Regions from separate parts of the Mus musculus genome. Here all the other regions are linked to region 3. A link is a loop called in an ENCODE intact Hi-C map of the cell type or tissue named here. Cell type or tissue: left cerebral cortex. All regions are shown on one strand.

Region 1 (4,000 bases), 220 kb before region 3:
CATGTTTGATGCATTTCAGTGTTTATTGTTTTGGAAATACTGGTTGATCTACAACAAGGTATTACATATTTAGATAACCTAACACATCATTCACTGACAGTGGGACATGGGGTGAAAAACAACAGTCACACAGCTGAAAACAGAGCTAGACACTTCTCTAAAAGGAAGGCGGTCTTCTGACACATGATAGAGATTGGTTCTAGCTCACCAGGAGACATGGGGATTGGGACAGAAGGCAGCTGTGGGAAGAAGAAAATCTTTCTAGCAGCTGAAGACTTGAGGGGGATGTTGCTGCAATCTCTGCCATTAAAGAAGAGAGTGAATGATCTATCTTTCCAGGCTATGCTATTGTTTTCCTTGTAGGTTCCCCTAAATTGCCTTGTGTTGCTTTTCCTAAACTGTTGATGATTTTTCTCACTCCCTTCCTTCAAAGGGGAAGTACCTGGCTTATGTAGCATGCTCAAGGCTGACCTGGTGCCCTAGTTGCTTGTTTTGCTGTAATAAAAAACCAAGACCAACTCATGGAAGAAAAGATTTGTTTGGCTTAAGTGTTCTGATCATAGTCTATGGCTGAGGGAAGTTGGGGCAGGAACTGAAACAGAAGCTGAGGAGGAACCCTGTTTGCTGGCTTACTCTAGATGGCTTGCTCAGCTTGTTATTTATACAATCTATGACCACTTGCCCAGGGGTGGCACTGCCCACAGTGGGTTAGGTCCTCACAGACCAATCATTAATCATGAAAATGCCCCCTACAGACTCCTATAGGCCAATCTGGTGAATGCATTTTCTTAAATGAGGCTTCTTCTTCCCAAGTAAGCCTATCTTATATGAAGTTGACCAAAACCAAACCAAAACAAAACGGAACAAAATCAAATAAACAAACAAAACCTACCTAGCACACCTAAGCTACAAAGTGAGACACTGTTCCTAAAATAAACAAACAAAACTCACATGTTAATCTACTCTACCTGAGTAAATATACTCTCTGTCTCAGGCCTGAGCTACAGCCTTGGTAATAAGCCCTGAGCCATTCTTTAGCCTGCTGTGACTCCCTTTCCTGTGCACAAAACAGCAACAGTGCAGGAGGTTCTAAGATTTACCTTCCTGAACTAACTCAACAAAAAGGGGATGCTGAGTTCAGCACATGGTGTTCAGTATAAAGGTCTGCAAATGCGATCACTTTGGGGCTGTGGTTTTCATCAGACAAGCCGAGGTAACATTTTAATGTGATCATGTGCACATACCAGGGCCTGATTTTCCTAAATTGCTCTCCCTAAATGGAATTCCTTTACCAAAGCACAGACCCATTCCCCCGCCCCCCCAAGGGGCATACTAGTGTCGTTCTCCAATGAAACTCAATTCTGCACACATTAACTCCGAGGCAAGGCTCTAGTAAATCCACTTAAACCCTTCCATTTACTTATTGTGAAATTATTTGATTCCATATTTTCTATTTTAAAAGATCAGAATATGTGTAGCAGTGGGAGATAACTCCTTAGGCTTTTGACTTGTACATTCTCTCTTTCAGAGAGTGACTCGTTCATTTTGGTTAGATGCACGTTTATCATGATGCCGTTGGCTGAGTAAGACATAATGTTGATCATTTTGCTGATAATGTAAGGCTTAGAGAAGGCTAACACTTGTGCACATCTGCCTTCTCCAGCTCTTCCAACACTGTTAAAGAATGTCTTTTTAGTTGGATTTTTGAGATGTGTATTTAAAAAAAAAATCTGAGTAAACTTAATTTTTGGAATCTTTACAATGCTGACAGTGAGCATTTCCCTGCACACAGCCTTTAGTAGAGCAGCCAAGGTTGTCATGGTGAAATGGATCAGCGCTGTTTGCCAGGCAGCCCATGGAACTGCAGACAGGCTGTTGGTACAGAGCTAGCTACACAGGCCACCAGTTCATTATCTATAGCTGAATCTAGGTCACTGGGATTTGTTGATGCTGCAGCTGATCCTGAGGTACTTCTGTCTCCTTCAGTGTTCAAAAATGGCCCATGCACACTGGGTATCCCTTGTGGCTGCAAACACTGCAGGCTTAGATCCTCTCCTTCTGCACGATAAGTGTTAGTCTTTGCATTTAATTAAAAACTCTCAACCGTTTAAGCTGGAAAACATCACAGGTTTGCCTACCTCCGTGTGTGCCTCTGTGTGTGTGTATGTGTGTGTCTGTATGTGCATTCATGTACGCAAAACTTGACATGGAGATATCACACTGGAGCCTGCATTTCTCTTATTAAAATGCACATTCCAGAGGCATGAGCTCAATATTACAATCACATTCCTCTGTGAATGTAAACATTAGCCAGCAGCAAAGCTTGGCAGCTCTTAAAAATGAAGAGTGCTCAGGCTTTCCTCCATCCACAGCATGTGCCGTTTTCTCCCTAGGTACATAGTTTCACTGTGTTTGTGGTGGTGTATCTCAAATGGTAGGATTGTGGTGGTCTGGGCACGTGGTCAAAGACCAGAGCAGAAAGGCTTCAATATCTTTTCCCATTCACTGGTGCTGCTGACTGTGCTCTCCCATGATTGTCCTGCTATGTAGATCAGGCTGACCTCAAATGAACAGAAATCTTGACTGTGCCACTCAATGGGATTAAAGTCACGAACCACCATCCTTGGCTACCATGGATTTTCAAATAAAGCAGTGGAAATGACCTTTTTTTTTTTTTTTTCTGTTTTGTTTTAAAGCAATGTCAGGAATGGAGGTACATGCCTATAATCCCAGCATTCTAGCAGCTACGGCAGGAGGATTGTATGTTCAAGATTAGACTACACTGTCTGGTAAGAACCTATAGTGGTGTGTATTGCAGGAAACATTAAAAGAGAACAAGTTTTCGCACTAAGTCCGGCTACTCTCTACCCCGCCAACCCCACTGCCTCCATGGCTAGCCCCATGCAGCAATTGATTGCAGTCTTCCTAGCTCCAGTTCGCTTGCCTCAGTGGCTTGTTCCTAAAACCACAAACCCCTATGGTCTGTGGTACCATATTCCAGTAACACAGTAAAACAAAAGTCTTGAAGCTTATAATTAACCAGTAAGATTTATATATCAATAAATTCTCAATTCACAAGATGGCCACACAATAATTTCTGTGCCAATTGATACTGATACAAGCTGCCCACCTAGATTAGTCAAGTTACCCCAATTATTTTATCCCAATATAGTAGCATATCTACCCATGGCTATTCAAAGCCATGATGGTTCTGCATCATCCTGTCCATAGATCTTGCTTCCTGTCTCTCCCTCCATCCCATCTCTCAACTCTTAGCTATACCTCCCTTTTCCCTGTCCAATCACAGGCCTCCTGCTGCACTAAAATTTTAATGTAATTGGAGAGGGAAAATCCTGCCACAGGTTTGACTCAGAAAAGTCCCCATAGGCTCATGTATTTGAATGTTTGGTTCCCAGTCAGTGGAACTGTTTGGGAAGCATTAGGAGTTATGGCCTTGTTGGAAGAAGTGTGTCACTGGAGGTGGACTCTGGGGCTTCAAAAGCCCACTTCATGTCTCTCTCTCTCTCTCTCTCTCTCTCTCTCTCTCTCTCTCTCTCTCTCTCTTTCTCTCCATCTTGTGAATCAGATGCAAGTGCTCTGCTACTGCTCCAGCACATGCCTGCCTGCCTCCCTACCATGATGAACATAGTCTAACCCTCTGAGATTGTAAGCAAACTCTCAATTAAATGCTTTCTTTGATAAGTTGCCTTAGTCATGTTGTCTCTTCATAGCAATTGTAACCTAAAGACAGAGTCTATCAATCAATCAATCAATAATAAACAAAGGAGTGAATAGATAAGGCCATGAACTATATTTTGAAATAAAATCTTCCTAGACATTGTTATTTTTATGATCCTTTTCTTCCCATTTGGGTTGGGTTTCCCATGTGAAGTAAGTTACTTGATATTGAGCAATCTGTTTTTATTTAGATTGTACCATTTGAGTTAATATTTCCAGCTTCTCAGGTGAAAGAATGTATATACTCAGATCCTAGCAAGTC
Region 2 (4,000 bases), 640 kb before region 3:
TATTAATTTATTTACTTATTCACTTTACATCCTAATTGCAGCCCCATCACTCTTCCTGGTACCCCAGACACATACACAGCCCCTCTCCCTACCTCCTTTGAGAAGGAGGAGGGCCCTCCATAGTTATTCTCCCCTACCCTAGGATATCAAGTCAGTGCAGGACTAGGAATATACTCCCTCACTGAGACCAGACAAGGTGGCCCAGTTAGGGAAATAGGATCCACAGGTAGACAGCCACAGCTACTCCAGTTGTTGGGACCCAAATGAAGATGCACATCTCCTCTATATATGCAAGGATCCTAAATGTAGTTCATGTTTGCTCTTTGGTTGGTGGTTCAGTGTCTGGGAGGCCCCAATGGTCCATGTTAGTTAATTCTGTAGGTTCATAGTGGAGTCTTTATCCCTGTTGCGTCTCTCAAGCCTTCCCACAACTCTTCCACAAGACTCCCTGAACTTTGCCTAAGGTTTGGCTGTGGGTCTCTGCATCTGTTTCCATCTCCTGACAGATGGAACTCTCAGAGTACATTTATATTTGGCTCCTGCCTGCAGACATAGCAGAGTATCATTAACAGTGTCAGGGTTTGGTTCTTGTTAATGGGATGGGTCTCAGGTTGGGTCAATCATTGATTGGCCATTCCCTCAGTCTCTATTCCATCTTTCTCTCACACATATTGTAGGCAGGATGCATTTTTAAGGTCCTGAACAGACAGGACCTCTGCATTCCATGTGACTATGGAAATTCTAGGGACATAATTATAAGTTCAGTAACTTGATGACAGCCTGAAAATTACCCTAAAATGTAATCTCCACAAAATGCTTTCATTTATAAATACACTAACATATCTAGACATGTACATACACAAATACACATGCACATATACAGATATCCACGTATACAACTATATTCTCATCCTTATGTATCCAGCATTCACAATCATGTACATAAAAGCACACAAACAAACACACAATCGCAGATGTACATATAAAAGTACATGTCCATACGTATTCAGCTCTATTTATGCATGTATACACATATGCAAAATTGCACAACTCAGAACTTAATTCTATTTTGTTTATGATTAGACAAAATAGTTAAAGAAGAATGAGATTGAAGTGATGTAGTAAATTTTAATGTAGCTATTTTTCTCTAACTTTGCCTTTTATAACAATGAAAACAATTTATATGTTTACTTTTAATAAGTCAATAGATAGCTCAGGGAGAATTTTGGTACTATACTCTTCTCTCTTTATTATTAAAAGTCTTTTAAAATAAAAATAATCTTAGTATTTGTTAACAAGACATCATACAATTCAAACATTCACAGACATACACACATTCAAACACACACAGACACATAAAGATGTGCACACTTAGATTATTAATTAGTGTATTTTTGATAAAAGAAGATAAATATTAAGAAAATGTTAAAAAGAAATTTTAGGCTAATGTCAACCTGAGAAAAGTAAAATTAGAAACTATATTTCTTAGTATTTTAACCAATTGGCATTTGGATTTTATGTTTCATTAAGAGCACATACACTCTTAAAGTAGTTTACTTTATCATGTGAACTTCCAAGGCAGTAACACCACCATTAAAAGATGTTTCAAAGAATTAAACAGATATAGCAGCCTTATAAAACAAATAAATGTGCATCGTGGAATTAAAGAAAAAGAATGCTCCATTATCATTAAATTTTAACCAGTCAAATTTTAAACAATCAAGTGTGCAAATGCACATATAAAGACAATTCCACTCCAGATTGGTGAGAGCATTACTAAATCATGGTAAAAGCATTTCCTGATAGGATGTGCCAGGTTCCCCTGGGAAATTAGAGTCCTATTACACATAGCCAAGTGCACATTACTAACTGTTCAGAGGAGGTGCCGGGGTTATAAACATCTCATATGGCCTGTACTCCATTAGATAAGGATATTAAACCCTCTGATCAATAAGACACCATGAAGCTATTATGGTCATTGGCAGTTAAAACAGACCCAAGCATGAGTGTGAGTCCACAAAGAACAGTGTGTTTTTCCTATCTTTGGGTATCAGAAGTAGCTGCATTCTAAATCATGCTGTTTGAGTTTTGTCCTCTGCCAAGAAGATGCAAAGCTTCATTTGCATACTCTGCCTGGTACCTGCAACATGAGAGCTTGAAGTAGGGATGTCAGATGGGCGTGATTTATGTCATGTTAAGGGAGCCTAGTAATTTCAGATCTTGTAATGGGGTTTTCATTCTTCTAGCTACATAATGCATGCAAACATTATCCTGATGCCTTTTTTAAAAACTTGTCAAAATGCATGGGGAGAAGCAAATGTATTGTATGTCTCCCTCCTGCAGACTGCAGCCAGGAGAGTGGCTCACAGAGATTTCAACTGTGCATAATTTTAAGTGTTCTGCAGCTAAGCAGCTATTGAACTGCCTACAGAGTGTCTGGAAAAGGCTGTGGTGAAGAATCATCACAACACTGCTGCCTAATGTATTGTACACATATGCATGCACATGGCATGATATCTGCATTACCCTCCCCCCTTGTTCTGACAACTCTAGCCACTTACCCAAGTTCCACTTACTCTCTTCTCTTCTCAGATCTCTGGTCCTCCACAGAGCAGCAAAGACACAGGGCTCAGATTTCTCTGTGTGTATGGTGCTTAAATTCTCATCTGGCCATAACAGTGGCATTTTGATTAAGTACAATTATAAATCTGCCAGAACACTCCTGAACTTTTTATAGCGAACCATCCAGAAGGGAGGATGCTCCAGGAATATCAACTCATTGCTGCAAGTGAACACATGGAAATCATTTTAGAAGCAGTTAGGTGAGGACACTGCCATAGGACTTGAAGACAATAGCATTCTCTAGTACCCCAAATGTTGTATAAGGGTCAGAGATGCTCAGCCTCCTGCTATATTTCCCCATATCACCATACAATAATGTCTTGTTCAAGCCAGGCTCTGAGAAACCTATAACTACTTTGAGGATATAGAGCTCTCTGATATAAAATATATTAAATAAACTCATGAGTTGAATATTGTCAAAGACATAATAAACGGAGATGGTAAAAGGTGTGAGGATAATGACAAAACTGTCTGATTTTATCGAGAAAAATTATAGAAAATAGAATTTGAGAAATATACCGAGAAAGTAAAACTTCTATAACTCACTCAGAAATGGAGGTAGCCATGCGATAACGTGTGCTGATGCCCACTGACCAAAAGTTACAAGAAAACCTCCAAAGACAGTAAGAAGACACAGAGACACTAGTGGACAAATAACAGAATTACAGATTTTTGAGGGCTTTGTCACATAAAAGAAGGTGAAATTTTGGTGTCAAGATATTTGGTCCCACTGTGTACTCCGAGATCATGTTATTTGCTAGCAAAACCTGTTTCTAGTGTGGTGTGTTCAGCCCCAGTACACACCTTTAGTGCAAGAACTTTATGCTTAAATACTGTAAACAGGATTAAGTAAAGTCAAGCAGCAGAGCAGTCAACCAGTTGACCAGAAGCGAACATAGAAAGAACCCATAGAGATTGAGAGAGTCTGAAAGACAGATAGAAGGAGGGGGCAGACATTGAGTTTAAAGAGTATTTTGAGATGGTATGGAGAAGTAGCTTTCTTTGGGGACATCAGATGGCTGTGGAGGAAGGTGATCTGGTTGCTTTCTCTGCCTCTCTGAGCTAGCAGGCTTTCACATGTACAGAGTGGGTGGCTATTGTGGGGGCTGCTAGAATAGAAGTCACTCACTGTCTTCCTTTTGAACCCTGCTGCATACAAGTCTCCAGGATATACCTTGTCCATGTGCCTTGGGGTTATCAGAAGAGCACTGATTTCATTAGCACCAAAACTAATTTCCCTAAAAGGCCTTCAATAAGTGTATCACCTTTGAAATTGTTGATAAATTTTGTACTGTGTAGCTAGATGAATGGTCATTGCTTGAACACTGATTCGAATCTCATCCCATTGAATCTGCTTTATGGGGTCTTGGAAAACTTT
Region 3 (4,000 bases):
AAATTTTTTATCCGGAGTATTTAATCGGGTCTCTTCTGTCCTCCTCGCCACCCCCACCCCCTCCCTCCGGTGTGTGTGCCGCCGCCGCTGTTGCTGCTGCTGCTGCTCGCCCCGTCGTTACACCAACCGAAGGCTCTTTGTTTCCTCTCTTGGATCTGTTGAGTTTCTTTGTTGAAGAAGCCAGCATGGGTGCCCAGTTCTCCAAGACCGCAGCGAAGGGAGAAGCCACCGCCGAGAGGCCCGGGGAGGCGGCTGTGGCCTCGTCGCCTTCCAAAGCAAATGGGCAGGTAAATTCTACCTGTGGTTCTTGGCATTTCTTGGGTGTCTTTCTCTAATCTGGACGCCTCGTCTTCCCTCTGGTCGCGCCCGAGATGCATTCGAGGGAGGGGAGCCTAGCCAGATTCTAGTCTGAAAGTTGAATGGGTAATGATAGCCTAAATTGTCAATTTTTCATAGGAAGGGTACCCTCCACCCCCACCCCAAAGGAGTGGTTCCTAAGGATCCTGGCCAATTCTTGAGTAGACCGGAGGAAGAGTGATAAATCGTCTAAAATGGCGTGGTTTGGAGATTGGCTGAACGTGACTAGTTAGATGCACCCCCCCCCCAACGCCCCTCCAGGTTGCATTTGTATTTGGGGCCACAGTGGTGTTTGGGTGGCTCACGTATTTATTGTCGAGATTGGGTCGTCTTTGAGATTTCTGGTGTGGTTGTGTGTGTGCGCGCGCGTGTGTATGTGTGTGTAGGAAGGGGGGAGCCAACGCGGATGGCGGTGGAGAAAGGCAAGCTGAGAAGGCTTGTCTTATTGTATCCAGAGGCAGTATGCCTCGGGTTCTTGGAAAGGTGGCTGGTTAGAGCCGGACAGGCAGCTTTTCCAAGTGCCTTTGCGATGGCCCTTCCCCTCCCCCTTTGGTAGCTGTGTAATTACACACCCATATGACTTTTCAAATGGTATCCTGGTGTGGTGGGAATTCTCAGTGGGTTTTTGAAGACCCTTTCCTGCCTGCCAAGAAGGGAGCAGTTCTGGTGTTTTGGTCTGGACTGTTCGTGTGAGTGGCACCTTGGCCACCCTCGAGGATTGCCTCAGTGCTGCTGCGACCCAGGCAGAGAGCCATGGTTGGGTGGGCTCAAGAGGTCGGCCATGGGTGGCTGCTTTCCAAACAGCGAGCACCCACCACGCCTCTTTTCCTAGAGCCAAAAAAAAAAAAAAAAAAAAAAAAAAAAAAAAAGGCCTGCTCTAAACCTACCGGGGCAAGACGTGCTCTGTCAAGAGCCTTTAAACCCGTTAAAAATGCAAAAAGGAGCTGCCCGGGCGCACCCCAATTTGCAGAATGATGGGCGAAGGTGGGCGTGGAAGCGGAGGCCAGACTTCAGACATAATGGGTTTTCCCCAGCCCTGCTGGTTGCCGAGCCTCGGAGAGGCCGACCGGGGCAGCCACCTGAGCTTTGTTTGCGGACTCCCGGGCTGCGCGATCCCCAGCTCGGGGGCGCCTCGGCCTGCGGGCAGGGCCCGGCTAGGCAGGGTGGGGTGGCCCCGCCCCTGGGCGCCCTCCCGCCCGCGCCCCGCTGCGCTCCGCGCGGTGGAGGAGCAGCGCCCCCTGCCGGCGCCACCCGGGAACGCGCAGCCCCGGGAGCTCCCGTTGCTCGAGGCGGAGGGAAGGGAACCTGATGCAGGCCTCAGAATGTGGGCGACTTGTGTCCACTCCCCGGCCGCCGGGCACGGAAGCTTGCCCCGCGCGGGTCGGTCGCTCCGAGTGACGCCCCCGTCTTTTTCTTTCTGCCCCGCAGGAGAATGGCCACGTAAAAGTGAACGGGGACGCGTCTCCCGCCGCCGCCGAGCCGGGCGCCAAGGAGGAGCTGCAAGCCAACGGCAGCGCCCCGGCCGCCGACAAGGAGGAGCCCGCGAGCGGCAGTGCCGCGACCCCCGCCGCGGCCGAAAAGGATGAGGCTGCCGCGGCCACCGAGCCGGGCGCCGGCGCGGCCGACAAGGAGGCTGCGGAGGCCGAGCCCGCCGAGCCCAGCTCCCCGGCCGCCGAGGCCGAGGGCGCGTCCGCCTCCTCCACGTCGTCGCCCAAGGCGGAGGACGGGGCCGCGCCGTCGCCCAGCAGCGAGACCCCGAAAAAAAAAAAGAAGCGCTTTTCCTTCAAGAAGTCCTTCAAGCTGAGCGGCTTCTCCTTCAAGAAGAGCAAGAAGGAGTCGGGCGAGGGCGCTGAAGCAGAGGGAGCGACCGCGGAAGGCGCCAAGGACGAGGCTGCAGCCGCAGCGGGCGGCGAGGGGGCCGCGGCCCCCGGGGAGCAGGCAGGCGGGGCGGGCGCCGAGGGCGCGGCGGGCGGAGAGCCCCGGGAGGCCGAGGCGGCGGAGCCCGAGCAGCCGGAGCAGCCGGAGCAGCCCGCGGCGGAGGAGCCGCAGGCGGAGGAGCAGTCGGAGGCGGCGGGGGAGAAGGCGGAGGAGCCCGCGCCCGGCGCCACCGCGGGCGATGCGTCCTCCGCCGCAGGGCCTGAGCAGGAGGCGCCCGCTGCCACCGACGAGGCCGCGGCGTCCGCAGCCCCCGCCGCGTCGCCGGAGCCGCAGCCCGAGTGCAGTCCGGAGGCGCCCCCCGCGCCAACGGCCGAGTAAGCTCCAGAGCCCTCACGCAATTCAAGAACTTTTCCCCCCAGTTTGTTTGTTGGAGTGGTGCCAGGTACTGGTTTTGGAGAACTTGTCTACAACCAGGGATTGATTTTAAAGATTTTTTTTTAAATTTCACATTTTTTTTAAGCAGCAAATTTTTTGTTTTTTGTTTTTTTTAAGCCCCCTTCCCCACAGATCCCATCTCAGATAGTTGTTTCCACCATTCCGACAGGCCGAGGACGTGTTAGACAGCTTCCTCTGCCTTCTTTCTTTACTTTTACTTTTTTTTTTTTTTTTTGGCATCAGTATTAATGTTTTTTGCATACTTTGCATCTTTATTAAAAAAGTGTAAACTTTCTTTGTCAGATCTATAGACATACCCATATATGAAGGAGATGGGTGGGTCAAAAGGAATAACAAATGAAGTGATAGGGGCCACTATGGGAAATTGAAGCAGTGCATAACATTGCCAAGATAATATGCCACTAAAATGGTGGTGGGTGTAAAGGCTTAGGGTTCTTGTCCTTTCTTTCTTTCTTTCTTTCTTTCTTTCTTTCTTTCTTTCTTTTTTTTTTTAAAGAAAAATTATTACGATGTATTTTGTGAGGCAGGTTTACAACACTACACGTTTTGAATAAGAAGGAAAGAGAAAAAAATAAAAACACCAATACCCAGATTTAAAAAAAAAAAAAAAGATCATAGTCTTAGGAGTTCATGTAAACCATAGGAACTTCCTGCTTATCTCATGTTAGCTGTACCAGTCAGTGATTAAGTAGAACTACAAGTTGTATAGGCTTTATTGTTTATTGCTGGTTTATGACCTTAATAAAGTGTAATTATGTATTACCAGCAGGGTGTTTTTAACTGTGACTATTGTATAAAAACAAATCTTGATATCCTTCAGAAGCACATGAAGTTTGCAAGTCTCCACCCTGCCCATTTTTGTAAAACTGCAGTCATCTTGGACCTTTTAAACACAAAATTTTAAACTCAACCAAGCTGTGATACGTGGAATGGTTACTGTTTATACTGTGGTATGTTTTTTGATTACAGCAGACAATGCTTTCCTTTCCAGTTGTCTTTGAGAATAAAGGAGAAACAGATCTTCAGATGCAATGGTTTTGTGTAGCATCTCGTCTCTCGTGTTTTGTAAATACTGGAGGAGCTTTGACCAATTTGACATAGAGCTGGAATGTAACGTTGCTTACAAGCATTGCTATTCAACTCCTGCTTAAGGTGTTCTAATTTTCTGTGAGCACACTAAAAGCAAAAAAATAAATGTGAATAAAATGTACAAATTTGTTGTGTTTTTTTATGTTCTGAGGCTGACTTCTAGGTCTTAGATTAATTTTTTAGGAAGGCCTTGCATGCCATCAAAAGTACATTTGGCTGT
Region 4 (4,000 bases), 1.7 Mb before region 3:
AATGTATGAGATGCAGAGATAAATTCCCCATCTTCCATGTAACCACTGTGGTAACTAGGGAGGCATCTACATGCTAGAACCATCAATCCTTCACACATGCTATTTCTTACATCTCTATAATTTCTTGACTCCCAGTTTACATCTGGAGAGAATTAGTCTGAAAGGTTAAATACATTGCCCTGGGTCCACATAGTTAGAAAGAGATTCCTGGAAACCAGACTCTCATCTCCAATACTGAACTTGTAGTTTTAATTTACTTCTAACTTAAATTTAATAAAACCTCTAATTTTACTACTAAATTTATAATAATAAGTCAACAGAGCAAATATCTGACATTGACCTAATCAAGGAATTGAATGTTAGAATGTGTCTGATGGTTGCCAAGTAGCTTCAGTGGAAAACCACATTATGGTATAGGTCTGACTTCAGCCTTGCCACCACTGAATGGCATTCAGTACACAATTTTACCACCATTTTCTCAAACCCTCCTAGTCTTAGTGAAAATAATACCAGACCTATATACCCCATATAAGCTTGGATTTGCAATCTTTCTAAGGGAGGTTAAGGATTTTAGTTATCCTCCATGTGTTAATTCAGTGTTTTAACTGTGTTAAGAGATTCTCATTTGACAAGTTAGCAAAAGACAGCTATATTTTTGGAATGCATTCTTGTTACTCATGAAATTGTGTCTTTAAAGAGTCCCCTCAATCTTCAGAGGAGAAGACTAAGGATAAGACCAAGAGTGAGCAGAGGAACACCTACCTCTTTTTGAGGACCTTTTTATTCTCTCCTCTTTTCCCCTTGCCATCCAAGACACCCGTTTCTTCCTCTTTCCCTCAACCTGTGCCCTCTTTTCCCCATGCCCATCAAGACTCTGGTGTCGTCTTCTTCTTCTTCTTCTTCTTCTTCTTCTTCTTCTTCTTCTTCTTCTTCTTCTTCTTCTTCTTCTTCTCGAACTCAGAAATCCACCTGCCTCTGCCTCCTGAGTGCTGGGATTAAAGGCGTGCGCCACCACGCCTGGCTGACATTCAAACTCTTAATGCATAGAGCTTCTCTAGCCTTGGCTGGCAGGCAATAGCTCAGCATTATTATGTACCTGTGCCTGTGTACACAAGACATGGCTTGCAAACAGCTATATTATCTTGAAGACCACCAGAGACTCCGGTTGTAGCCTCCCCCAGCCTCCAAGCAGGCTGAGCCAGAACTTGACCTTGCTGCCACTAAGGAGATTACCTAGGGTGGAGCCTTCCTCCCTAGATCACTCTATTGTTCAGCCACTGCTACCTGCTGAGAGGCCTCTGAGCTATTCCGGAGACTGCACCCTATCCTGCAGCGTTGTTGTCACCTGCAGCTGGTTCCAGGCTCCAAGAATGAATTGGCAGGAATGCCCCCCCCCCAACTCCGTTTATAAGTGCATTTGCCATTGAACATTTGAGCTTTGATCAGGAATCTTGACTTAGCTCCATTGCCTAGTTCCCTTGTCTTTTCAGCTCCCGCTTGCCTCCCAGGTGAAACCTGGTTCATGTGAGCCCCGTGTCGGCTTCCAACATCGGGTAGTTCTGGTGATTTGGTGAGTTGGATGTACTATGCATCCCATCAAAATTTCTTGCTTTGTTTATCTGTACTGTTTCCAAGCTCAGCTAAAACGCTTCCTGTGATGGTTCAGTATCATGCATCTCTCCTCTTCTGTGGCATCATTGTTGCAGAAGACTGGCTGGAAGTTAGGTACTAACATTAAAGAAGGAGAGACTGGGCCAAATGTAAGGCTTGACTTTAAATAATTGATGTCTGACCGTAGCAGAAGAGAGTCATGCAAACATTCTTTTATAAATAAAACAAGCCTACATGAATATTCCTCTTTCTTGTACAATACATAATTCAGACATCTTAATTAGAATTGTATGCTTTGGGATTTGATTAAAAAGGAAAACAACCTCCAGAATGTTTGTCTGTTCTCAGCGATGCCAAGAATGTAATCACCAGTTTTACAAACTGATTTCCACACAGCAAGGAAACTTCTTGTCTAATTTAATTGTTCAAATCTGAATCCTATGGATCTGAATGCATCCACGGTAATCTTTAATTTGTTTCTTTCTTTTTTTTTTTTTAAAAATAGCACTTGTAAAAGCTCTCAAGGAAAATCATTGCTGTCCTCACCCAGAGGACCAAGCCTCACAAAGAAAGTCGGAAGCCGCAGTTCTAAAGGTGCACAGTAGATGGCGCCCTGCCACACAGATTCCCAGGTGACTCCGTCGGGAGAGGCAACTGACACCCAGGGAGAAGAGGTTAGAAGTCTTAGAAATCACTTTTAACTGAAGCAGTAAACTGTTGTTTTCTAATTGCCTCTGACACCAAAGACCATTAAGCTTATTTAATCTAATCCTGAAAAACAATTACATTTTAAAACTCCCTTTTAATGCCCGGCATGATCTCCTAGTCACCTCATACACTGCCCTCTTCACACTTCACACAAGTTTATTAATTTAATTAAAACCGTATCTCTCTGGTTAATCTATGAGTAAGCATTCTGGACATTCCACAACAAAGTTCTCTCTATATTAAGACTTTATAGTTTGCATTTTTAGCATTGGGGGGTGAAAAAATCTTGAAATGAATGTATAGGTGGGGATATATATACACACACACACATAGCTATTTTTACATACTAGTTACCCTAAAATTTGATAATTACTTAGTCACCTTAACATAGTTAAAATTTTGTCCCCCAGAAGATATAGGGACTTGAGATAATTTTGCAAAAGATTATTAAAACTGTTATTATGTCCATTCAGTAATGATAAAGCAATGAAGTCCTTTCTAATACAATGTTCATTACTAAATATTTGTCAAGGAAGTCTGACTCAGTGAAGCAGCAGATACTTATAAAACGTCTTTAAACTAATAATAGTTATGAGGGGAAAGGAGAGATGTTGCGTGAGAACTGTGCTCTACTGGACACACAGGCACCCTCACACCTTCCCTCCTGTCTGGAGCTGCGTCCTCAGACTGGAGGAGCTGCTCTTACTTCTGTTTGCAGTGTGTGTGGCCCGCCATCCTTTTCACTTGCCACATAACATTTATTTTCCCACTTGTTTTTGTCCATTTAGGTTTTAGATCTCTGTCCAATTTCTGGGGCTCCTGGAAGTCTCACATTGGCTTTTCCTGGCTTTATTCACTATGCTGGCATCTGAGCCTGGCCTAGTTAGGTCAACCCACTGAGTATTATCAGAATTGCTTGAGTTCACTAGAGCTTTCGGAAGGAAGAGTGGTGTGGTTGGCTGCAGAGAGCTTTCTTCTCAAGGCCTGGCGCACAGACTTCACAATACGTTTACTTCCTCCTTTCCTTTAGATGTTGCTGTTTTCTGTCTAAGCCCCTCCCTTCCTTCTTTCACATTGCTTTTTAATGGGCCATCTCAGTCCTTGACTCCCAGATATTAGTTTTGTTTATCTGCTAATCACCTCTAAGTCCATGGCTATTCCAAATCCCTCTCCTGACCTTTGGGACTATGGTTGCTACAGAAGTACTTAGCTCACTGACACCTCTGTAAAATCAAATTTTATTCTTGAGACTCTGAACCTATCTCAGAAATCCCATAGTCATCCTTATAGATATTTAAAATAGATTATTATTATTATTATTATTATTATTTCTTTGTTTTTGAAGCAGGGTCTCTCTATGTAGTCCTGGCTTTCTTGGGGCTTACTCTGTAGATCAGGGTAGCCTTGAACTCATGGAGATTCTCCATTCTCTGTGTCTTGAGGGCTGAGACTAAAGGTTTGTGTTACCACCCCGAGCTTATTTTATTATTTTATATTTATAAGTGTTAGGCCGATGAGTTCATATTTGTACTATGGAGGGCATTAGTCTTACTGGACAGTTGCGTGCTGCCACATGGGTGCTGAGAATTGAACCCTGGTCCTCTGCAAGACCAGCAAGTGAACCCATCCTCCAGCCCACATTCACTTTTGATCCATTTTTCTTCCTCTAAATGATGGCAAG
Region 5 (4,000 bases), 1.1 Mb before region 3:
CAATAACAAAATAAATAACAGAAAGCCAACATTCACATGGAAACTGAACAACACTCTTCTCAATGATACCTTGGTCAAGGAAGGAATAAAGAAAGAAATTAAAGACTTTTTAGAGTTTAATGAAAATGAAGCCACAACGTACCCAAACCTTTGGGACACAATGAAAGCATTTCTAAGAGGGAAACTCATAGCTATGAGTGCCTTCAAGAAAAAACGGGAGAGAGCACATACTAGCAGCTTGACAACACATCTAAAAGCTCTAGAAAAAAAGGAAGCAAATTCACCCAAGAGGAGTAGACGGCAGGAAATAATCAAACTCAGGGGTGAAATCAACCAAGTGGAAACAAGAAGAACTATTCAAAGAATTAACCAAACGAGGAGTTGGTTCTTTGAGAAAATCAACAAGATAGATAAACCCTTAGCTAGACTCACTAAAGGGCACAGGGACAAAATCCTAATTAACAAAATCAGAAATGAAAAGGGAGACATAACAACAGATCCTGAAGAAATCCAAAACACCATCAGATCCTTCTACAAAAGGCTATACTCAACAAAACTGGAAAACCTGGACGAAATGGACAAATTTCTGGACAGATACCAGGTACCAAAGTTGAATCAGGATCAAGTTGACCTTCTAAACAGTCCCATATCCCCTAAAGAAATAGAAGCAGTTATTAATAGTCTCCCAGCCAAAAAAAGCCCAGGACCAGACGGGTTTAGTGCAGAGTTCTATCAGACCTTCAAAGAAGATCTAACTCCAGTTCTGCACAAACTTTTTCACAAGATAGAAGTAGAAGGTATTCTACCCAACTCATTTTATGAAGCCACTATTACTCTGATACCTAAACCACAGAAAGATCCAACAAAGATAGAGAACTTCAGACCAATTTCTCTTATGAACATCGATGCAAAAATTCTTAATAAAATTCTCGCTAACCGAATCCAAGAACACATTAAAGCAATCATCCATCCTGACCAAGTAGGTTTTATTCCAGGGATGCAGGGATGGTTTAATATACGAAAATCCATCAATGTAATCCATTATATAAACAAACTTAACGACAAAAACCACATGATCATCTCGTTAGATGCAGAAAAAGCATTTGACAAGATCCAACACCCATTCATGATAAAAGTTCTGGAAAGATCAGGAATTCAAGGCCAATACCTAAACATGATAAAAGCAATCTACAGCAAACCAGTAGCCAACATCAAAGTAAATGGAGAGAAGCTGGAAGCAATCCCACTAAAATCAGGGACTAGACAAGGCTGCCCACTTTCTCCCTACCTTTTCAACATAGTACTTGAAGTATTAGCCAGAGCAATTCGATAATGCTCATTTCTTAAATGTGTTGCAAAATACAAACATTTCTCTTGGTCTTCTTCTTCTTCTTCTTCTTCTTCTTCTTCTTCTTCTTCTTCTTCTTCTTCTTCTTCTTCTTCTTCTTCTTCTTCTTCTTCTTCTTCATCTTTTCCTTGATTTAGTTTTCTAGATTGGTCTGTTTCTCCTTTTATGTCAAGCACACTGTATACCCATACTTGCTAGATAATAGTAGTGTGCCTCTGGCTCCCTGCAGGTGGTGCTACAGTCTTGCAAGAATAAGGATAGATCCACTAACATGTTTCCATTATGGTTTGCCCAGATACTGATTTGAGATTACCTCAGAAAATGAAAAACAAAAACAAACAACAACAACAAACACAAAAACCAAAAAACAAAAACAAAAACCAAAAAAACCAACAGTCGAAAATAAACCTGATTACATCTAAGTAATAAGGAACAAAACAAGAAAAGTTACTGAATAAACTTGAAAATATAGACATGCACAACCGACTTTTAATATTACATTCAATACCCTTTCACTCTTATTTCATCTTTCCTAAAACCCTTGGCAAACCTGACTGACACAGTGAACAAAAGAGTGTCACATGAGGCATGAACGAGCTTTCTTAGCTGAACCTCTGGAGTTATATTAGTAACATGAAGACACAAGTCTGTGTTGTAAGACAATCCAATACACAGGCCCTGTAAGAAAATGTTGTTTAACAGATAATAGAACTAATTCATTTGAGAATTTAAATGTTAAATCCAATATGTTCATAGCAGCATTATTTATAATAGCCAGAAAAGCTGGAAAGAACCCAGATGTCCCTCAACAGAGGAATGGATACAGAAAATGTAGTACATTTACACAATGGAGTACTACTCAGCTATTAAAAACAATGAGTTTATGAAACTCTTAGGCAAATGGATGGATCTGGAGAATATCATCCTGAGTGAGGTAACCCAATCACAAAAGAACACACATGATAAGCACTCACTGATGAGTGGATATTAGCACAGAAACTTAGAATATCCAAGATACAATTTGCAAAACACATGAAACTCAAGAAGAAGGAAGACCAAAGTGTGGATAATTCATTCCTCCTTAGAATAGGGAACAAAATACCCATGGAAGGAGTTACAGAGACAAAGTTCGGAGTTGAGACAGAAGGAAGGACCATCCAGAGACTGCCCCACCAGGAATCCATCCCATATACAACCACTAAACCCAGACACTATTGCATATGCCAGCAAGATTTTTTTTTCTAGTTGTGACCAACAGCACGGCTTCTGAATGCAACCTTGCCAATCCATGAAGAGCTATTTCCTTGCTGTGGAGGACTGGTGTGTGTGTTTTAAGGTGTTTAACAATATCTCCAGTCTCTATACAAAAGCAATTGGCCAATGTCAGTGTCTGGAGACCAAGTTCAATAAGTTAGGCACAAGAATAAAAGTAAGTCCTGCATAAGGACTTACTTTACTTACATATTCTTGGAAGTTAAAAAAAAATTAAGTGCTGTAGAATTAAGAACAAAGAAAAATTTCTAGAGTACCCTTGTAGATGCACAACATTACCTGTAATTTACAAAGGAAAGCCTTTTGAGTGCTCCTGCTTATAGTTTGACATGAGAGATACTATTGGGCAATTATGTAAAGACTTGTTTGCTTTTTCTATCCACTCTATCCAGTTTGTGAAAAGAAAACAAAATCCAGATATTTTAAAATGTCTCTTGGAGGACAAAACTGCCTCTCTAATTTGGAATTAGTGATCTGTAGTAGGTGAGTTTTTATATACAGATTAGAAAGTATTTTGAGGTGTTTTCTGCTTACAAAAAAGTATTCTTTGTTTTCTAAGAAATTAATGTTCCAGAAGACCTAGAGATTCTCTGCCTTTGTTAACATGAGCATGCCAATACAATCTTATTTCTAGAACATGCCCAGGAACGATGTTTAAAGGAATGATATTTCTCTGGGGGAATAAAAGCATCCTATTACCTATGGTTCTTTGAAGTTTTACCAGACATTCAAATGGTTAGCGGTGCTCCCATAAAATAAAAGTATCTAATTCTACATTAATATGTTCTGTTTTATTACAAGACTACTATAGCAACACACTCTTCAAACAGATATTGATGACCATTGCAGAGCTCTTTTGAGGTGAGTCTTGAATGGCTTGGGAACCTCCCACTCTGGAGGAGAAGACTAGCCAGTCAGAGTAGCAGAAAAACACACCATCCTTGAAGTTTAGATACTTAACAGAACTAGTACTATGAAAAAATGAAATTGCATCAGATGCCCAAAGAGTTCTAGTCTTCAGCTCTGCCACATAATTGTCCAGAAATGGTGGCTTGGGGGTAGTGAAGTACTGTCCTTAAAATTATACAGCGAGTGAGACTCTAGTATTCTGCTTTTGTTTTTTACTTTAATTTTTTTTTAACTTCAACAGCATTAGCATTTTCAGATTCCACAAATGGGTGATATAATGTAGATCATGGGGACTCATATATATTTCTATGCCTGGCTTATTGCACTTCACAAGGTGTCTTCCACACACTATCACTCTCCACAGTGTATACATATACTGAAACATCATAGATACCCACGTAGATGTACAAATGCCTGTGACTCATAAAAGAAAATAATTTTAAGAATCTTTCTGCATTGTTTAAGAGCCAC
Region 6 (4,000 bases), 120 kb after region 3:
GCAAAAGCATTTCATCTTTAAATCCAACTGTGACAAACCAGATTGGCTCTCTGGACTAATGAGGACTTAAAGTCCAGAAAGGAATCTGGTTTGTCAGGCTCTGTATAAGGCAGGGAGTGGTGGGAACACATTCCTAGTTATCAGCTAAAGGGCATGCCTTGGACACTTCACCCCCAGTGCAACAATGTTAGGCGGTAGGTGCTAAACTAGGACGAGGGGAAGACAGATGTAAGAACTTTGTCCCCTTAAGTGGTTTTACAGAGTTATTTTAATTATAAATGTCTGTGTGGGTCTTGAATGAGTCTGTGCACATGTGTTTACAGGTGCATGCAGAGTTCAGGAGAGAGCATCAACTCCCAGGGCTGGAGTTACAGGTGGTTATAAGCTACCTGAAATCCAGCCTATTGTATATCATGTTTATTACATTATATTATATTGTATTATATTATATTATCTGTTTGTTTATTTTGAGGTGGAGTCTCTGTACATATCTCTGGCTGATCTGGAACTGGCTTTGTAAAGCAGGCTAGCCTTGCCTTGAACTCAGAGAGATCCACAGGTGTCTGCCTCCCAGGTGCTAGGACTCAAGGCATGTGCCTGCCACCACACCCAGCTCTAGCCTTTTAAATAAGAAAAAGACTTCTGAAATACACGTGAGGTGGGTGCTCCTGACCTTTACCCAGGGTGGGTTGCTTGAGTAGTTGGTATGACATGACTTTCTCACACAGCCTGTAGCATTAAGTGTAAGTTAAAAAAAAAAAAAAAATCGAGCTGGTGCAGGAGGCTGAGGCAGAAGGATTGTGAGTGTGAGGTTGGGCTTCTCATTTTTTTCAAATCGGTGGTTGGTTTTGCTGGCTCCTGGTGGCTTCCTCTCTGGAAGAAAGAGGCCTTTGTCAAGTAGAAGCGCGGTTTGTGTGTTTGCTTATTGTTTTGGGTCAGGGGCTTACTGTGTCCTAGGCTGTCCTGGAACTTGATTTTTCTGTCCACCCTCCTGAGCGCCGAGTAGCACAGGAGGCATCTCACCCAGCTTGGTTTTGATGACATTCACTGCCTCTCCGCACCTGCACTGAGCAGGCAGGCTCAGTGAACAGCTAGTGTTTGAGCTCTGAGTTTTGAGTGCCACATGGCTGAGAAGTGACCCTTGAAATATTGAATTCTGAAGAGAGAAAAAGGTGACGTGTTAGATAATACACAACTGATGCTAGAAACTTATCAATAAACCCAACACATCACAACTTAAAAATATAGACTTAGGTTACAGTCATAGTTTGTTCGCCTTGTTCCTAAACACAAAGCACTGGACACAAGGCAGAACAGCCTTGTTATCTGCTAATAACTTTGTATGTGTGTGTGTGTGTGTGGGGGGGGGGGTTCTTTGTTATTTAAAAAAAAAATATAACATCATATAAGTCATACACCCATTTTCAATATTTAGAATAAAATACTCTTAAATTACTATGAACAAATAGACTATCATCAAGACTGCGCCCTCATTTATTCAGTCCAGACTATGGAGCTCCGGAGCCTAAACCAGGCCTTGTGCTTGGTTGGTGGCAGGCACCCTCCCACCCCTCACTCATAACTCTATTCAAAGATTCAGAAACAGCAGCCGTGGGACAGTGTTCCAGTTCCCTTAAATCTCAATTTCACCATATTACTTGAGTTCCTGGAAGACAGCTCTCCACTCTCCATTATGTATATTAACATGTTCTACATCTGGCCAAAATAAAAATTCCTTCAACTCTAATATGCGGTTCTACTCTACTTCCAACTACAAAATTCTCAAATAGCGATTTGCTATCAGACACAGTGCTTTATGGATATAAACTTGGAAATTAGTGTAAAAATTATCTCATTTACAGAAAAACCTCCATCAGTAACCCAAATTAAACTATACATTCAAAAGAATCTTGGGTTGGGGATTCAGTTGCGTGGTTGGGCACTTTCCTTGCAAGGTCTGGGTTATATCCTCAGATCTAGAAAAGAAAGAAGCTCCTTAGCACTGTGCTTCTGTGTGTTTAAACAACTGACTACTGGAAAACATACACTCTTCAACCCTTGTTCTATAGGGAGACACTGCCATCTTGCGGCAGCATAGTAGACAAGCAACAGAGCAGCTTAGAAGGCTGTGAATTTCCCACTCTAACATTTACATTACTATGACCATAAACAGTAATCATTTTCCTTGACCCACTTGACCATCTTTTCCTTAAGATTATAATTAGTCAAATACGAGGAAATTAGTATTTCTATAAGCTTGCCAAAATTTATTCATTTCCTCCAGGAAACGAAGCCTTGGAAGACTGCTTCTGTATGTACCATTATCTGTTGATATGAAATCAGAAAGCATCAAATTCAACAAAAGCTTGAAATCATCCCATCTGATATTGATAAAAACACCTGAAGTGGACGACATTTTTCTCACACCATTCCACAACCCTTTGCCTTCTTACCTTGTTAGCTGCATTACATAGCCATTTACTTGAATATCACAATGAACCCAACAGGAAACATCTCGTTCTCATTTTAAATAACAATCAGAATGACATTTTCTGTACGGATACCATGCAGTTTTTATTACAATTGCTCTGTAGTACAACTTGAGGTTAGGCATGGTGATTCCACCAGAGGTTCTTTTTTTTTTTAAGATTTATTTATTTTTATATGTAGGTACACTGTAGCTGTCTTCAGACACACCAGAAGAGGGAGTCAGATTTCATTACGGATGGTTGTGAGCTAACATGTGATTGCTGGGATTTGAACTCAGGACCTTTGGAAGAGCAGTCGGGTACTCTTACCTGCTGAGCCATCTCACCAGCCCCTACCAGAGGTTCTTTTATTGTTGAGAAGAGTTTTTGCTATCCAAGGTTTTCTGTTAATCCAGATGAATTTGCAAATTGCCCTTTCTAACTCTGTGAAGAATAGAGTTGCAATTTTGATGGAGATTGCATTGAATCTGTAGATTGCTTTCAGCAAGACAGCCTTTTTAAAAATATTAATCCTACCAATCCATGAGCATGGGAGATCTTTCCATCTTCTGAGATCTTCTTTGATTTCTTTCTTCAAAGACTTGAAGTTCTTATCATACAGATCTTTCACTTCCTTAGTTAGAGTCACACCAAGGTATTTTATATTATTTGTGACTATTGAGAAGGGTGTTGTTTCCCTAATTTCTTTCTCGGCCTGTTTATGCTTTGTGTAGAGAAAGGCCATTGACTTGTTTGAGTTAATTTTATATCCAGCTACTGCACTGAAGCTGTTTATCAGATTTAGGAGTTACCTGGTGGAATTTTTAGGGATATATATATATATATATATATATATATATATATATATATATTAGGGTCACTTATATCATATCATCTGCATATAGTGATATTTTGACTTCTTCCTTTCCAATTTGTATCTAATTGCTCTGGCTAGGATTTCAAGAACTATCTTGAGTAGATAGGGAGAAAGTGGGCAGCCTGTCTAGTCCCTGACTTTATTGGGATTGCTTCAAGTTTCTCTCCATTTAATTTGATGTTGGCTACTGGTTTGCTGTATATTGCTTTTATTTTGTTTAGGTATTGATCTTGAATTCCTGATCGTTCCAAGACATGAATAGATGTTGAATTTTGTCAAATACTTTCTCAGCATCTAACAAGATGATCATGTGTTTTTTGACTTTGAGTTTGTTTATATAGTGGATTATGTTGATGGATTTCTCTTTATTAAACCATCCCTGCATCCTGGGATGAAGCATACTTGATCATGATGGATGATGTTTTTGATGAGTTCTTGGATTTGGTTTGCAAGAATTTTAATGAGTATTTTTGTTTTGCTATTCATAAGGGAAATTGGTCTGAAGTTCCCTTTCTTTGTTGTATGTTTATGTGGTTTAGGTATCAGAGTAATTATGGTTTCATAAAATGAATTGGGTAGAGTACCTTCTGTTTCTATTTTGTGGAATAGTTTGAGGAGGATTGGAATTAGGTCTATTTGAATTAGGTCTGCACTA
Region 7 (4,000 bases), 560 kb before region 3:
TATTGCCTCTCCTGCTGTTGTTTGTAACCTTTTTACAGTTGGCATAAGCACGTGCATTAAATTCATTCTGATTAATAGGAGCATCCCACTGTGCAGCTCTCTTTGCAGTGGTGTGCTTTAAGCAGTGTTTGTACTGCCCGGCGTTTGTAATGTGTGTTATTAAATGCTACCTCTTTCCAGCACTTTGAGGCTCTATAATTACCAAAGGAGGCAACTGGATGATGTTTGCAAATTTCCTCAGAAGCTTAGACAGGAACAACGGCTGCTAGATGGCAATAAGAGATTTTGTGCCTGGGGATCCTGCTGAAAGAAATGGTAATTTCAGTTCAACATTTCTAACTTCCAAGGAACTGTGTGAACACAGACCACTGGGTAACCATGACCACGCTCACTGTAAACAGACACAATTCCAATGCTGACAAATGAAACACAATTCTCTCAGAGCATTCGTTCCTGTAATATTGCCTTACATAAAACCTACTGCCTAATGGGTGCTGAGACTTTTCCTCCCTTTGGCAATATGTCCTTTTTATAACTGAAGATAGTCTTCACGTTCACCCAATTTTATAGTACAAACTTGAATAAAAATCAATAGGGCATACTCTTTAAACTATCCTTTTATATACCTTACTCCCTATCTGTTAATATATTTCTTAATGGTCTGGCTTGTGTTTATAAGGTGTGAAGAGTTTATTTTTAAGAAATAATTTTTAATGTGTCATAGTTGAAAAGAATTGTGAGCTTACTATGGTAATTTCATGTATGCTTACAGCTTATTTTTATTCAGATCCATTTAAGTTGAACCTGTTAAAAAGAAGTCTGTCAAGATCTTAGAGGTAAATATGAGACTGATAACCAAGGAGGAAGCCTGGGTGATGTGGATATTACAGTCACAGAAGAGAGGCACAGTACTGCAAGGAAAATACTCAGGTCTGACATCAAAGTCACCAGACTTGGAGAAGATCATTCTTGCAAAGATCTCCAGTTTATTCAATTCTAAGTTCAGGTGCATATGAGTAAATTAGAAGTGATAGCACCTAACTTTGCAGAGACTTGATGTACCTATGGGCTACCTAGGTACATCAAAGGGAGGGAGGATGGAGGAAGGACTGTGGGAAGTGATGACTGGAAGGGGTCAGTGAATGGAATGTGAAGTGAATAAATAGTATCATCATCAACAAGAACAACAACAGCCACACACAAAAAAAAAACAACAATAACAAGATTGAAAGATTAGTACAGGACTTGAATAATCTTGGTATTCTCAGTTCAGAACTGCCTTGAAAAGACACGAAAATAAAACAAGATTACCATATGACCATTGCTGTAAAAATAAGCAAACAAACAAACCATAAAAACATAAAAAAAGATGCAGAGACAGCACAGGACCTCCTAGCTTCAGAACTTCAACTCTGCTGCTGTTTATTCTTCAGTACATTCAACATGTTTTTAAAAGCTGTCTGGAATTACATGTTGGGCCCCTTTTGAAATAGAAGTACAAATTTAAAGCATGATGAGTCAGACCCTTGGGCAGACTTTTATCTTTCTCCACTACAGCACAAATTTCTCTGTGGCTGGCAAGGCAGGTCAGGGGCAGATTTTGGAAAGGAAGATGACTTAAGAAGAAAGGCATCATTCCCTGTCTCAGCATTTCAGGGTAAAATCTGTGTTGAATTCCTCCATCCCACCCCCATAAATATAATGGCCTTCATGACTAGAAAGCACTGCTTCAGGCAAGCTTCATGATAGATGAGTATGTCCTACTGATAATATGACCATGGAATTCAGTTCCTTTTGGTTTGGTTTGGTTTGGTTTGGTTTGGTTTGGTTTGGGTTGGGTTGGTTTGGTTTGGATTGGGTTGGGTTGGGTTGGTTTTTTCTAGGTCAGTAACTCTCTCTTTACTCTGAACCTACATGACAACAAAAGTAACCAACCAGTTCCTTTTCCTGTCTTGGCCCAGACAAGTTGAGAGCCATACCATTGCTAACTCCTAGGTGAATGAACACAAGGAATTTTTAAATATTGTTTTCATAAATATGGATCTGGAGTATAGCTGTACTATTGCAGTACCCTTTCCAAGGCTTCAAAGAGTTGGACAAACTGTGATTGCAATGAAATAATAATCCCCACTATATTTTAGAAACAAATCCAGAAAGGGGGTAGCTTCCAACTAGTGCTGACTGCTAAGGCCTTTATTATTCCTAGAGGTGAAGTCTAAACTCCTTCAAACAATATTATTTTCCTTTCTGATCTATGTCCATCTATATCAGCAGCCTGGTGGCTCTGGACCTCAATAAGCAAATTTGAAATAGAAGATTTTCTTCTGTTCTTCAGTTCCTCCCTTAACTCTGTCTTAAAGTGCATCTTGAATCTGAATGAGCTCTAGACAAACCTCACATACAAGAAGCAGGAGAATTCAAACCAATGCATTTATTATGCCTGGGAGTCACAGCTGAGGAGCAGAGTTGCCAAGCACAGCAGGGTTTGCACAAACTGCTCGTGCTTTTCATAAGCATTGATTGCAGCCAAGGTACTGTTTGTGAGTTGAATTTCAATCCAATTGCCAAATGACCAATGTTAACTTTGCATCAGTTTGAGAGTTTATTAAGCTGATTTTATAAGCTCATTTGCTTCTGCAAATAGCTAACACAACGGTGGAGCATTGTTTCTAACTCACTGTTAGTGAGGGGACAATGGCCTTGCCTCCCTGAATCCTGAGTAGCTGGACTATGATCACATAGCCAGAACCAAAGTAACATAAGTCAATCCTTCTAAATATCGGGGAGTGTAAAAATGCAATTCTGTCTACAAGGAGGATTATGTCCTTACATCTTTATCTTTCACAGATATAATCACTAAATTAACCACTAGTGTTAAAGACCTTTGGGAAAATCACGAGTTTCCCCTGTGATGATATAATGCTATAATGTAGCATGGTTGAAAATAGAGTCCAGGGCCCAGAAACACTGAAGCACAAAGACAATATAATGTTAAGCACACTAACAGCATTTCCACCTAATTCAGTACTCTCTCCAAGGAACACATTACTATAAGATCAGGATAAAAGTTTTATAAAAGCCATTTCATGTCAGTCATAGAGATGGCATTCTCTCAAACCAGAAACCATCAATATCTATCTCTATATATATTATAATGGAAAAGGAAAAGATTAAGATTTACAAAAAAAAATAAAAAAGCATAGAGAATGTTTTCAGTGAAAATTTTCCTTTGATGTTTGGGTCTGATTCGGGTAGGAACCTTTGCCATGCAATCTTACTATCCTCTTTGTCAGGCTAAGAGGGTAGGGGGAGTTGACCAAGGCAATGAGTCCTGGCTCTAGGAAGTAGGAGCTCCTCCCAGAAAATGTTTGCAGGTATCCAGATGGCCAAGCTTGTGAAATATGGGCAGCCTGCAAAAGAACTTCCCCATGTAGCAACGAATATATGACTTAGAAAACAGAAGAAACATCCATATGTCAACCCCAAATCTCAGATGTGTGACCACAGATGTATTTGACTAGCATGTAGTGTCACAGAAGCTAAGGCCAAGGGAAAAGGAAGTTCTGTTAGTCACTTATCAATAAAGTAATAACAGTTCTAATGGATTGCACATCTCCTGTTTTATTGATAGAGTGCTGATTTCCAGTATATAGCTGATGGTTCAGTAACTGGGTTTGGTCATATGAATCCACGCAAAGGTGGAAGGAGGGAACTGACTCCACAAAGTTGTCCTCTGACCTCTACACACTCACTGTGTCATTAATGTACCTACATTCACATTTATGCAACACACACACACGCACACACAGAGGGGAGGTTTAAAAATTTAAAAACGTTCATAATGTTAATATTTAATTGTATAATTTGTTGTAATGATACTTGTAAGGACACCTATACTTAAAAATCTCATTCTAGGATCCACCTAGAAAATATCATCTAACATAAAGATTCATTTTCCAGGATTAGTTTAGTCAAAGGAATCCTAGTATCTAACCTCATG

What was found. A loop is a pair of places that touch in the nucleus more often than their neighbours do. Peaks named below come from ENCODE experiments on the same cell type or tissue, not always from the same donor. Only the 100,000 strongest peaks of a DNase experiment are listed, where the experiment ranks them.
Region 1: it touches region 3 in a loop (3-fold over the local background); 7 of 42 quality-filtered maps call a loop at or near these places.
Region 2: a loop joins it to region 3, with 2.6 times the contacts of the local background. A loop is called at or near these places in 13 of 42 quality-filtered maps.
Region 4: a loop joins it to region 3, with 5 times the contacts of the local background. A loop is called at or near these places in 8 of 42 quality-filtered maps.
Region 5: it touches region 3 in a loop (4-fold over the local background); 8 of 42 quality-filtered maps call a loop at or near these places.
Region 6: a loop joins it to region 3, with 4 times the contacts of the local background. A loop is called at or near these places in 9 of 42 quality-filtered maps.
Region 7: it touches region 3 in a loop (2.6-fold over the local background); 2 of 42 quality-filtered maps call a loop at or near these places.

What each region holds. Positions count from the first base shown.
Region 1 is chr10:37,355,749-37,359,748 of GRCm38, reverse strand. No RefSeq gene overlaps it. Among named protein-coding and RNA genes, the nearest start is that of Gm31202, 6.6 kb to the left of the region's middle. In left cerebral cortex, a CTCF peak has its summit at 1,854; DNase peaks (open chromatin) are centred at 648 and 1,853.
Region 2 is chr10:37,777,974-37,781,973 of GRCm38, reverse strand. No RefSeq gene overlaps it. Among named protein-coding and RNA genes, the nearest start is that of Gm46220, 280 kb to the left of the region's middle. In left cerebral cortex, no CTCF peak of the experiment used is centred here; DNase peaks (open chromatin) are centred at 2,342 and 3,689.
Region 3 is chr10:37,134,721-37,138,720 of GRCm38, reverse strand. Marcks (myristoylated alanine rich protein kinase C substrate) reads left to right here. Exons shown (of 2, transcript NM_008538.2): 1 at 1-287; 2 at 1,786-4,000. The coding sequence starts at 186. The coding sequence ends at 2,613. Among named protein-coding and RNA genes, the nearest start is that of Marcks, 2.2 kb to the left of the region's middle. In left cerebral cortex, a CTCF peak has its summit at 1,605 (motif pointing left); DNase peaks (open chromatin) are centred at 823, 1,583, 2,115, 2,528 and 1 more place; H3K4me3 peaks cover 4,000 bases; H3K27ac peaks cover 2,921 bases.
Region 4 is chr10:38,847,535-38,851,534 of GRCm38, reverse strand. No RefSeq gene overlaps it. Among named protein-coding and RNA genes, the nearest start is that of Rfpl4b, 28 kb to the right of the region's middle. In left cerebral cortex, a CTCF peak has its summit at 2,212 (motif pointing right); DNase peaks (open chromatin) are centred at 2,217 and 3,197.
Region 5 is chr10:38,266,917-38,270,916 of GRCm38, reverse strand. No RefSeq gene overlaps it. Among named protein-coding and RNA genes, the nearest start is that of Gm40624, 86 kb to the left of the region's middle. In left cerebral cortex, a CTCF peak has its summit at 1,582 (motif pointing right); no DNase peak of the experiment used is centred here.
Region 6 is chr10:37,012,541-37,016,540 of GRCm38, reverse strand. No RefSeq gene overlaps it. Among named protein-coding and RNA genes, the nearest start is that of Hdac2, 40 kb to the right of the region's middle. In left cerebral cortex, a CTCF peak has its summit at 2,098 (motif pointing left); a DNase peak (open chromatin) is centred at 2,067.
Region 7 is chr10:37,690,605-37,694,604 of GRCm38, reverse strand. No RefSeq gene overlaps it. Among named protein-coding and RNA genes, the nearest start is that of Gm31330, 260 kb to the right of the region's middle. In left cerebral cortex, no CTCF peak of the experiment used is centred here; a DNase peak (open chromatin) is centred at 2,463.